Linked DNA regions of Homo sapiens: region 1 is linked to region 2. A link is a loop called in an ENCODE intact Hi-C map of the cell type or tissue named here. Cell type or tissue: HCT116. All regions are shown on one strand. Each heading gives the region's core, and the rest is flanking DNA. Links, peaks and the distances in the headings are about the cores only. Region 1 overlaps MIR194-2HG (MIR194-2 host gene). Region 2 overlaps MAP4K2 (mitogen-activated protein kinase kinase kinase kinase 2).

Region 1 (5,376 bases), core at 360-5,359, 100 kb after region 2:
CTGACACTCTGAGAACAGAACTCAGTCATGCTGGGCCCAGACTTCCAACCTACAGAACCAGGAGCTCATAAATGGGGGCGGTTCTAAACCACAAAGTTTGTGGCACTTTGTTGTGTAGCAGTAGAAGGTAGCTACTGCAATAGATTTGTCTTTTTGTCGATCCACGAGTCCCTTCACAGGCAACACCTGGCAGCCACTAGACATGGGACCAGAGAAGAAAATGGAAGGACCCAAAAGTGACCATGGAGTACCAATCACTGGGATAGATTTCAGAAGGGAATACAGCATCACCTGGCTACACACACACACATACACACACACACCCCACACAGTGATTCTCAGCTGGGTGTGATTTTGCTCCCCCGGGGACATTCTTGGTATGATTATTTTGGGGATTGTTGCTGGCATCTACTAGGCAGAGGACAAGGCTGCTGCTGACCATCCTACAACACACAGGGCACTCCCACAGCAGAGAATTACCCTGCCCGAAATGCCAATAGGGCAGAAGCTGAGGCATCCTGATGAGCGCGCGCACGCCACACGCACGTGGCTGGCCATTATTGAGAAGCAGTATAGCATAAAGGCCAAGTGCATGGGCTTTGGAGCAGACTGTTCAGGATCAAATCCTACAGACCATATGATCTTTAGCAAGGCACTCAAGAGATAACAAAAGCACCCGCCTCCTAGGATGACATGAGTTCATGTGCACAGAGTGCGTAGAACAAGTGAGTCAGCTTACTCAGTGATTACAGGAAGTGTCTACGGGGTTATCCCTGCATCGTAGGAACTGGGGCAATTTTTATTTACTTTTCTATGTTGTCCAAATGTATATAATGGATGTACTTGACTTGTTTAATTGGGGGGAAATGGAGAGAAAAAGATGAGAAACACTCTACAAAACAACTGATCTAGACTCTTCAAAAATATCAAGGTCTTGAAAAACAAAGAAAGGCTGAGGATGGTTCTGGATTAAAGAAGACTGAGGAGAGCTGACACCAGATGTGAAGCGTGGTCCTGGCAGACTGGGACAATCAGAGACATTTGAAAGTGGACTGTACGTTAGATAATAGCATTGCATCACTGTCATCAGGCCTGAATTTGGTACTTGTCTTGTGGTTGCGTAAGAAATGTCATTTTTCTTAGGAGATACATGTTGAAATATTTAAGGGTAAAGGGCTAGGACTTATGTAACTTACTCTCCCGTGGTTCAGAAAATATGTGTGTGTGTATGTGTGTATGTGGGTGCCAGACAGAGAGAGAGAGAGAAAAGGGAGCAAATATTATTGCAGGCCGGGTATGGTGGCTCATGCCTGTAATCCCAGCACTTTGGGAGGCCGAGGCGGGCAGATCACCTGAGGTCGGGAGTTCGAGAACACCCTGACCAACATGGAGAAACCCCGTCTCTACTAAAAATACAAAAATTAGCCAGGTGTGGTGGCGCATGCCTGTAATCCCAGCTACTCGGGAGGCTGAGGCAGGAGAATTGCTTGAACCTGGGAGGCGGAGGTTGCAGTGAGCGCTATTGCACTCCAGCCTGGGCAATAAGAGAGAAACTCCGTCTCAAAAAATATATATATATGTGTATATATATATATATAAATATGTATATATATGTATATATATATATAAATATGTGTATATATATGTATATATATATAAATATGTGTATATATATATATGTATATATATATAAATATGTGTATATATATGTATATATATAAATATGTGTATATATATGTATATATATAAATATGTGTATATATATGTATATATATAAATATGTGTATATATATATAATTGCAAAGTGTTAACTGTCAATGAATCAAAATAAACAGTATATGGATGTTGTTCGTACTTTTCTTGCAACTTTTCTGAAGCTGTCATCATTGTCAAAAAGAAAAACAGAAAGACAGCCGGGCACGGTGGCTCACGCCTGTAATCTCAGAACTTTGAGAGGCCGAGGTGGGCAGATCCCCTGGGATTAGGAGCTCAAGACCAGCCTGGCCAACATGGTGAAACCCCATCTCTACTAAAATACAAAAATTAGCTGGGCATGGTGGTGGGTGCCTGTAATCCCCGCTACTCGGGAGGCTGAGGCGGGAGAATCGTTTGAACCCGGGAGGCAGAGCTTGCAGTGAGCTGAGATCAAGCCACTGCATTCCTGGGCAACAGAATGAGACTCCGTCTCAAAAAAAAAAAGAAAAACAAAATCAAAAAAAGGCCTGTACCCAGCTGTCCTTTATTAGGCACACCATGTGGCCTGGTCCAGTGTTAGGTCCACCACTCCATGACCTGACAGCCCCTGCTGGAGAAGCACCCTGCAGTAGAATCTGTGCATTACAATACTCATTATAATCCCAACAGTGCTCATAATAACAGCGCTCATAATAACCCCAAGTGTTCTCTTCACTATACAGCAGTGAACAAGAGTGAAGAAGCTTCGGCTCCATCAACTGCATGAGACTCAGCCAGACACGGCACCGTGATTCCATTTACATTAATAACAAGAAAGCCAGACAAAATGCTCGCAGACTGTTTGGGAAAGTGTACGGGGTAGTAAATCCCAGAGAAAGGAGAGGAAGTGATTACCTTAACACTCAGAACTGTGCTGACCATGGGCGGGGGGGACCTGGAAGGGCATATTTGGGGGCTCTGCAGGTTGTTACATGGGGACTCATTGTGAATTCTATGAATATACATTATACAGTGATGTTTTATACACACCACAGCGGGAAGAGCCCCACCAGGGCCACCTTGGGTAAGGCAGTGCGCGCCTGGGACCCGCAACTGTGTGTAGGACGCTGGCACCTGGGCTGTGCCCTAGGCCCAGGACAGTGTCCTGGCCAGGCCAGGCGCAGTTCTAGGCGGCCCGGGGAAGGCGAACCCAGGGGCTGCTCCCCCAGGCCTTGGGAGCCGCGCGGTGGGGAGGGTTGGCCCCGCCCCGCTTGGGAGGGGTGCCCGGGGCGCCCCCTAGTGGTGGCCACCGGGAGTAAGCCTTGCAGAAGAGGAAGCTGTCCCCGCCCGCCCCGCGCCTCCGTCCGGTTTCTGCATCTTTGCCCCTGGCATTCCTTCCTCCTCCAGTGATCACGACCTGTTTCTGGGGTTCACCTCAGCAAACGCCGACCTCACACTCACCTCTCCCAGGGAGGCTTTACTCCTCCCCGCCTGGGCCTTCTCTCTCTGAGGCTGGCGTACGGTCAATCTGCACAACCTCTCAGGGCCTCTGTCAGCGTAGCGTTTCACACACGTGTGGTGTGGACGATGGGACAAAGACAATACTACTGAGGCCTCCCACCGCCAGCTCTGTGCTGACCGCCCCACTGTGTCTAGGCTCCCTCCCTAAGCAACTTTGCTCATGCACAAGGTCAGTCCTTCTGTGTGCATTTATTAAGTGCCTCCTTTGAGTCTGAGGCTACAGGAAAAAAGTCAGTGGCCGCCACTCCTGGGGGCTTTCAGGCTGGTGGGGGAAATAGCCCGGTGTGGGTGATGGGGCATGATGGGGGCGCTAACATCCCAGCCACAGAGCATCCAGGGAGCCAGTGAGTGGGGTAATGGGGGGCGGGGCGGGGGGCCAGGCAGGTGTCCGCGAGGGAGTGACCCTTGGGCAGGTCTTGAGGAGTTCTGAGAGGGGTTGGAGGTGAGACCCAGGCCAGGGAAATGTGCATGGGCCCAGGGCCTGCTGGGTAAAGGACACAGGTCAGTGGGCTCAAGGAGCTGGGGGAGGGTGCTGGATCCGCCTTGCTCATGCATTGGAACAGGTCTCCAATAGCCCTCGCAGGCCTTTGTGGGATCGCAGTGCTCTGCAGAGGCAGATGCAGGAGGACCCCCAGGGCAGGGTGGCTGCTGTCTGCTCCCCTTTCACCCTATGCCAGTGCTCTGAGTCTGAGGCCTGACAGCCCCAAGAGGGTTAGAGTCCAGGGCCCTACCATCCAGCCCATGTATCCTGAACACCTACTATGCTGGTGGGTGGGGGAAGCAGCCAGGGAGGATGAGTAAGTCATGGACCTTGCCCTCAAGGAGTCTGAAACTAGCACAGGATTAGATAAGCACACAGGGCTCCTTAACTCTGTAGGGAATGAGATAAGGGTGGCGGGAGAGGCCCACGAAGCCGGGGTGTGGGCAGAGAGGGGAGCAGCGCCTGCAGAGTCATGGGATGGTCTGCAGGGAGGGGTTGCTGAGCTGGGCCACGGCAGGGGCCAATCGGGGCCCAGGGATTCAGAGCAGCCAGGACAGTGTGAGCAGAGCTGCCTGTGGGAAGGGGAGAGAGACAGTGTCTTAGGGGCCAGATGTTTGTTGGCTGCCTACAGTCCCCAGGAGAAGGTCCAACTTGCTCTGTGACTTCAGCAAATGTGCACCCTCTCTGAGCCTGTGTCCTCCTGTCCCAAACAGGTTCATGATGGATGCCAGGAGGACCAGGTCCTGGATGTGCGTGCCCAGCAGACAGAAAGGGCTCAATAGCCAACGCCTGTTATTAAGCAATTTGACATTTATTCCTAGGTCTCTATTTCCCATTTTACAAATTTTATTTTGTAGTACCAGAAACCTTTTTATTCAAATGAAAAATTCTGACAGGGCACAGTGGCTCATGCCTGTAATCCCAGCAGTTTGGGGGGCTGAGGCAGGACTGCTTGAGGCCAGGAATTTGAGACCAGCCTGGGCAACATGGTGAAACCCCATCTCTACGAAAAATACAAAAATTAACCAGGCATGGTGGCACGTGCCTGTAGTCACAGCTATTTGGGAGGCTGAGATGGGAGGACTGTGTGAGCCCTGGCAGGTGGAGGCTGCAGCAAGCTGTGATTGTACCACTGCGCTCCAGCCTGGGTGACAAAGCGAGCAAGACCCTGTCTCAAAAAAAAAAAAAAAAAAAAAGGAAAATTTCCTCAGAACCCCGTTGTATAAGAAACAGGTGGGGCTGGGCGCGGTGGCTCACACCTATAATCCCGGCACTCTGGGAGGCCGAGGTGGGCAGATTATCTGAGGTCAGGAGTTCGAGACCAGCCTGGCCAACATGGTGAAACCCAGTCTCTACTAAAAACACAAAAATTAGCTGGGCATGGTGGTGCATGCCTGTAATCTCAGCTATTTGGGAGGCTGAGGCAGGAGAATCGCTTGAACCCAGGAGGCAGAGGTTGCAGTGAGCTGAGATCATGCCAGGAGGGGAGGCTTCCTCCTGGGAGGAAGCCTGTTGCATTCCAGCCTGGGCAACAGAGCAAGACTCTGTCTCAAAACAAACAAACAAACACCACAAAGAAATAGGTGGAAATGAGGCTGTTGTGGGAGGCGGGACAGGGGTGGGGTCAGCTGTCCTGTCCTGGGTTGGCTGCTCTTCCTCTACCAGCAGCTGGGGTCCTGGGCCCTCTTAGGAATCCTAGG
Region 2 (5,376 bases), core at 81-5,080:
GCTGAGGCAGGAAAATCACTTGAACCCAGGAAGGCGGAGGTTGTAGTGAGCCAAGATCAGGCCACTGCACTCCAGCCTAGGTGACAGAGTGAGACTCCGTCTCAAAAAAAAAAAAAAAAATTAAACGACACTTAACTGTGAGTCAGCCCTTCCACTCCAAACTATTTACCCACAAGAAATGATAGAATATATCCAACAAAGACAGGTACATGAATGTTTATAGCAGCTTTATTTGTAATAGTTCACAACGGAACATGGTCCAAATGTCCATCAACAGGTGAACAGCTAACCAAACTGGTGCATCCAAACAATGGAATACTACTTGGCAATAAAAAGGAATAAAATATTAATGCATGCAACAGGGATGACTCGCAAATCCTTATGCTCAGCTAAGCAAGAAGCCAGACAAAACACAAGTACATACTGTGTGATTCTATTTACATACATTCTAGAAAGTGCAGATTAACCTGTAGTGACAGAAAGCAGCACAGTTGTTACTTGGGGATGGGAGGCAAGAAGCAGGAGGGTGGGCTTACCAAGGGCATGGGAAACTTTCCAGAGTGAAGGGGATGGTGATTATCTTGATTGTGGAAATAGCTTCACGGGTGTACACGTATGTCAAAAGTCATCACGTACACATTTTTATATGCAGCTTATTGTATGCCAATTATGCCTCAATAAAACTGTCTTTCAACAATACACACTAGAAGGCAGCAACTGCAAAGTGGCAATTCCAGAGTTCTGTGCAGGACGCTGCAGTGATTCCGCCCCACTTGTTTTCACCATCTAGGGAAACGTCCTCTTCGTTTTTGGTCTTGTCTTTCAAGCGAGTTCTATTTTTTCGGTGATTACTTTTAAATATTTTTTAAAAATTTTTTTCCTTTTTTTTTTTTTCTTTTTGAGACAGGTTCTCACTCTGTCACCCAGGCTGGAGTGCAGTGGCAAGTTCATAGCTCACTGCAGCCTTGAACTCCTAGGCTCAAGCAATCCTCCCACCTTAGCCTCCAGAGTAGCTGGGACTGCAGGCGAGTGCCACCATGTCCAGCTAATTTGTGTATCTTTTGTAGAGACAGGGTTTTGTCATGTTGCCCAGGCTGGTCTAGAACTCCTGGGTTCAAGTGATCTGCCTGCCTCAGTTTCCCAAAGTGCTGGGATTACAGACATGAACCACCATGCCCAAACTAAAATTTTATGACATAATATTTGATACATACAAAAGGATGTGTGGCACCTTATGTGAGTTAGGAACTGAGTTATAACTTAAATACCCATGAACCTACCACCAAACCTGAGAGCTAAGATATTACCAATACCTTTAAAAATTCCTGGGCTCCTTCCTTATCCCATCCCACACTCCTCTCAGGGACGACCATCTCAGATTTTGTGCTTTTCCTTCCCATGATTTTTTAATAGGGTTGTATCTTGGGCATGTATTGCTAAACAATAGATGGTTTCATTTTGTTTTTGAGCTTTATAATATGCTATCGTACTGTGCATAAAGTGCTGTTTTAATTTACCTCTAAGAGTCATCTATGTTATTGCATTATGTCTGTTACAGTATTTCTGATCCTCCTGACAGCCCTGCAGTTGGCTTTGGATATGGTAAACCTAAGGAAAGTAAAGCTCAGCGAGCTGGGGTGGCTCACCCAGTCCAAGGGCAGATTGCAGGGACTCCTCTTCACCACATCTTGTCCATTCCCTTACTCGTGAGGGTCTCCTGAGCACTGGTAGTGAGCAGGTGCTGGACATGCCACAGGGAACACGGCAGATCCTCCGCCGTCCCGAAGCACACATCATGGTGCTCCCCTTGACTTTCACCAGGATGACTCCGGGTATGGGCCAGTTACCTGAACATCCTGGGGGGGCCCACGTCCCTTCTACTTGTCCTCAAGAATGACTTAAAGAGTCTGGTCTGACCCTCCCACAGGTTTCTGCCCATGGAGGGGCAACTGGACAGCAGCTATCACCACGGCATATGTAGCCACCGCTAACTCATTAATGCTGCTTCCAGGAACTTATCTTCTAGAAGTGCTTGAATATGTACAGAGGGGCACTAGCCTAATAATATTTATTGCAGCATTGTTTGTAATATAAAAGTAGTAAAAACAACTCAAATTTCCACCAATAGGGATCTCACTGCAGGTCATTAACATTTGTTATGGGAAACATACACAATGGAATACCACTAGCTGTAAAAAAAAAAAAATTTTTTTTTAAAGGGAGATCTTTAACGCAAAACTCTCCAGGATATATACATATCTTTTCAGGGTGCATGTGATAATTTAATACATTCATATTCTCCAGGATATATATATATTTTTTTCTCTTTTTTTTTTTTTTGAGACGGAGTCTTGCACTGTCGCCCAGGCTGGAGTGCAGTGGCATGTTCTAGGCTCACTGCAACCTCCGCCTCCCAGGTTCAAGCGATTCTCCTGCCTCAGCCTCCCGAGTAGCTGGGATTACAGGCACTCGCCACCATGCCCAGCTAATTTTTTGTATTTTTAGTAGAGACGGGGTTTCACCATGTTGGCCAGGCTGGTCTCGAACCCCTGACCTCGTGATTCGCCCGCCTCGGCCTCCCAAAGTGCTTGGATTACAGGTGTGAGCCACCACACCTGGCCCCCCAGGATATATTTTTAAAGGGCAAGGTCAGTACAGTATGTGGAATATGTTAATACGTATATAAAAAATCGCCAAGAATAAAATATACCAAATTGCTTAAATACGCAAAATACTTCTAGAAGGGTTCATAAGTAACTGAGACCAGGGTGGCTGGGGACGGGGTAAGAGGGAGACTTCATTATATCTCTGCTGTATTTAAAAAAATATGTACCATGGGCAAAGGTTACGCATTTAAAAATACATAAATAAAATTTAAAGTGTTAGTCTCTCAGTGCATATTCCCTGGTTTCTCGGCCTTTCTTTGCTCTTGGCCTGCCTTTGCTGGCAGCAAGCGTTTTATGGGAGGCCCCCACTTTGGCAGTTTACACTCTGCAGTCCAAACCCCGTTTCCAGACTGAATCTGAGGTCCGGGAAGATCCGCCACAAGGAGGCACTGTCTGCTGCTGGCCGGTTGGTGAACGGAAAGCCAGTCCTCCCCAGGGCGCCTTTGGTCAGGGCCTTTGCTGAGCAGGAGCTCACCTCCCTGTCCCCACTTACCCCACCCTGGTCCCAACATTCCTCCGAGAAATCTGGAAAATTGGAAGTTAGGAATTCACTTTGTATCCCTGTTACCACCGACCCCAATTTGGAAGGTGCCCCTCACCCTCCTTGGGGCTCACGGGAACATGGGTGTGAATGCCTGGTGTGAAGAGATGTGTTCCCTCCCCTGGGCTGGCTCCCCATTCCAGCCAAGAAACCCTCCCAGTCACTGGACAGAGTCAGAACAGTTGAAACTCTGCTGGAGGGTGGCTGAGGGGACAGTGTGACACCCTGGGAACCACTGAGCCTACTCGCATGGCTGCCATCCACCTACCACGTCACTCCGCAAGTCTTTATTGCCACCCACCAGGTGCAAAGGTCTTCCTCCAACACCTGCCTTGAATGTAGGGGTGACCATGGGGCCTTTGCTCCAGCTGTTCCCCCCACCCTGCCCCCACCTTCCCAGCCCCCCAGCTGTGGGCCCTCAAGGCAGTTCCCATCCTGCCTCCTGGGCTGCAGCTGCCCAAAGGCTCCAGTCAAGAGCGGCTGATCAGTGCCTGGGGCAAAAGAGGATGCCCAGCCCTGGGGGCCCTGGCATTCAGAGCTGAGCAGACAGACCCTTGGAGAATGACAGCGTAAGCACAAGCTACAGGAGAATGGCCATGCCCTCAAGATGCAGGCTCCAGCAAGGAGGACGCCCTCCCTGGGGGCTGGTCTGTTTCTGGTAGTGACCCCAGGGCCTGGCACTGAGGCAGCCCTTGGGAGTCTGGTAGACGGACACAGGCTAGCCTTCCCATCCAATCTGATGATCGTGCTGTCATCTGATGTTCCTGGTCTAACACCTAGGCAGTAGGTGGAGGCAGGGGATACAGGTCACACAGGCTACCTCCATGGGCAGCAGCCTCCATGGGAATGGAGGGAACAGCCCTCTGGGGGCTCCTCCTGGGCCCTTCCAGGGGTCACCCAGTGAGATCCTACGTGGGGCAAGGGTGCCCTGGATGAGAGTCCCTTTGTTGAGGTCCCCCCATCTGCATGAGTCCTTGGGGTGCTAAACTACAGCAGAGCCCTCAAACTGCAAAGCTGAGGGTCAGTTCTGAGCAAGGATGCAGGGGAAGGCACAGTGCCCCTAGAAGGCTGCTGGGGGCCATGGCCTCCTGTCACCTCTACCTGGCTTCTCCAAAACCCTGGGGGCCCTGCCCTTCTGTGGTGCCCACAGAAACGTGTGTTGGAGGGAAGGAGGCGGGAGATGAGGTGGGTTCACTCCCCCTACCCAGAGGGACCAGAGGACTAAAACAAACCAGCTTTAATACCAATATAGTTCTCTCTTAAATACCGTGTTTCCCAGGACAAATGCAGGGGCAGGCTCTTGGCAGAAAGAGTAGAAAGGAAATGTGGAACAAAATGGAATGGATGGCCCAGGCCCAGGGTCCCTGCCTTGGGCACTAGGGACTGGGCTGCCTCGGGGATGGGGGAGTGACAGCAGCTCCCCCTGGTCCAGTTATTGCAGAGGCGTCGGGGGCTCCCCTCCCTCCCCAGGCCTGAAACATTTCTCAGGATTACTTCTGACCTTCAGCCCCAGCAGGGCCAGGGCCTGGGCTCCTCTGGTCTAGGATGGGCCCCTTTGCCCAAAAGGGCCTGCAGCTAAGGCGTGGGGTGGGGCGGGGAGCCCCTGGACAGGCCCGCTGCTCTTAGTAGGTGCTCTGGTGGCCCGTGAGGATGTAGAGGTTGCTGTGCGCCTCTGGGTTGTCAGTGGGAATGCTCTCCAGGATGATGTCTCTGGAGGAGAGAGGAGTAGGGGGCAGGGCGGGAGACACTTGGTACATCAGCCCCTTCTCTGGCCTCAGGGGCATCTGAAGGGGAGGCTAGGGTACCACCGCCTACCTGTGGGCCCCAAGCACTCGGAAGATCCTTGTTTCATCTGTGATCTCCTGGGTCACCTGGGAAGACAGGTGGGAAGCACTGAGGCCACTCCAGTAGGTCCTTTCCAAAGAGGTAGGGACCACAAGGCAGGGGACAGCAAGGTCCCTGGGCCCCACTCACCTCATTGGTATCCAGGCTTCGGCCTTGCATCCCATGGCTCCAGAAGGCCAGCACACTGTCCTGCAGGCACACTATGGGGGCCAGGCCACCATCAGCCCTGCACCCATCTTGGCACCCCCTCAGCCACGCCTGAGCCTGGGTCTGGGCCACAGGGGTCCTCACTGACCTCAGGTGACCAGGATGGCTCAGGAGAGG

What was found. Hi-C counts contacts between places; a loop is a spot of excess contacts. Peaks named below come from ENCODE experiments on the same cell type or tissue, not always from the same donor. Only the 100,000 strongest peaks of a DNase experiment are listed, where the experiment ranks them.
Region 1: it touches region 2 in a loop (4-fold over the local background); 28 of 110 quality-filtered maps call a loop at or near these places.

What each region holds. Positions count from the first base shown.
Region 1 is chr11:64,885,093-64,890,468 of GRCh38, forward strand. MIR194-2HG (MIR194-2 host gene) reads right to left here. Exons shown (of 3, transcript NR_133640.1): 3 at 3,366-4,248. Among named protein-coding and RNA genes, the nearest start is that of MIR192, 3.5 kb to the right of the region's middle. RefSeq lists an enhancer at 2,300-2,870 and a silencer at 2,704-3,063. In HCT116, for the core only: a CTCF peak has its summit at 2,974 (motif pointing left); a DNase peak (open chromatin) is centred at 2,949; H3K4me3 peaks cover 772 bases; H3K27ac peaks cover 1,134 bases.
Region 2 is chr11:64,784,708-64,790,083 of GRCh38, forward strand. It overlaps MAP4K2 (mitogen-activated protein kinase kinase kinase kinase 2), which reads right to left. Exons shown (of 32, transcript NM_004579.5): 30 at 5,182-5,252; 31 at 5,023-5,078; 32 at 211-4,917. The coding sequence ends at 4,830. Among named protein-coding and RNA genes, the nearest start is that of SF1, 8.9 kb to the left of the region's middle. RefSeq lists an enhancer at 5,302-5,376. In HCT116, for the core only: a CTCF peak has its summit at 3,051 (motif pointing right); no DNase peak of the experiment used is centred there; H3K27ac peaks cover 302 bases.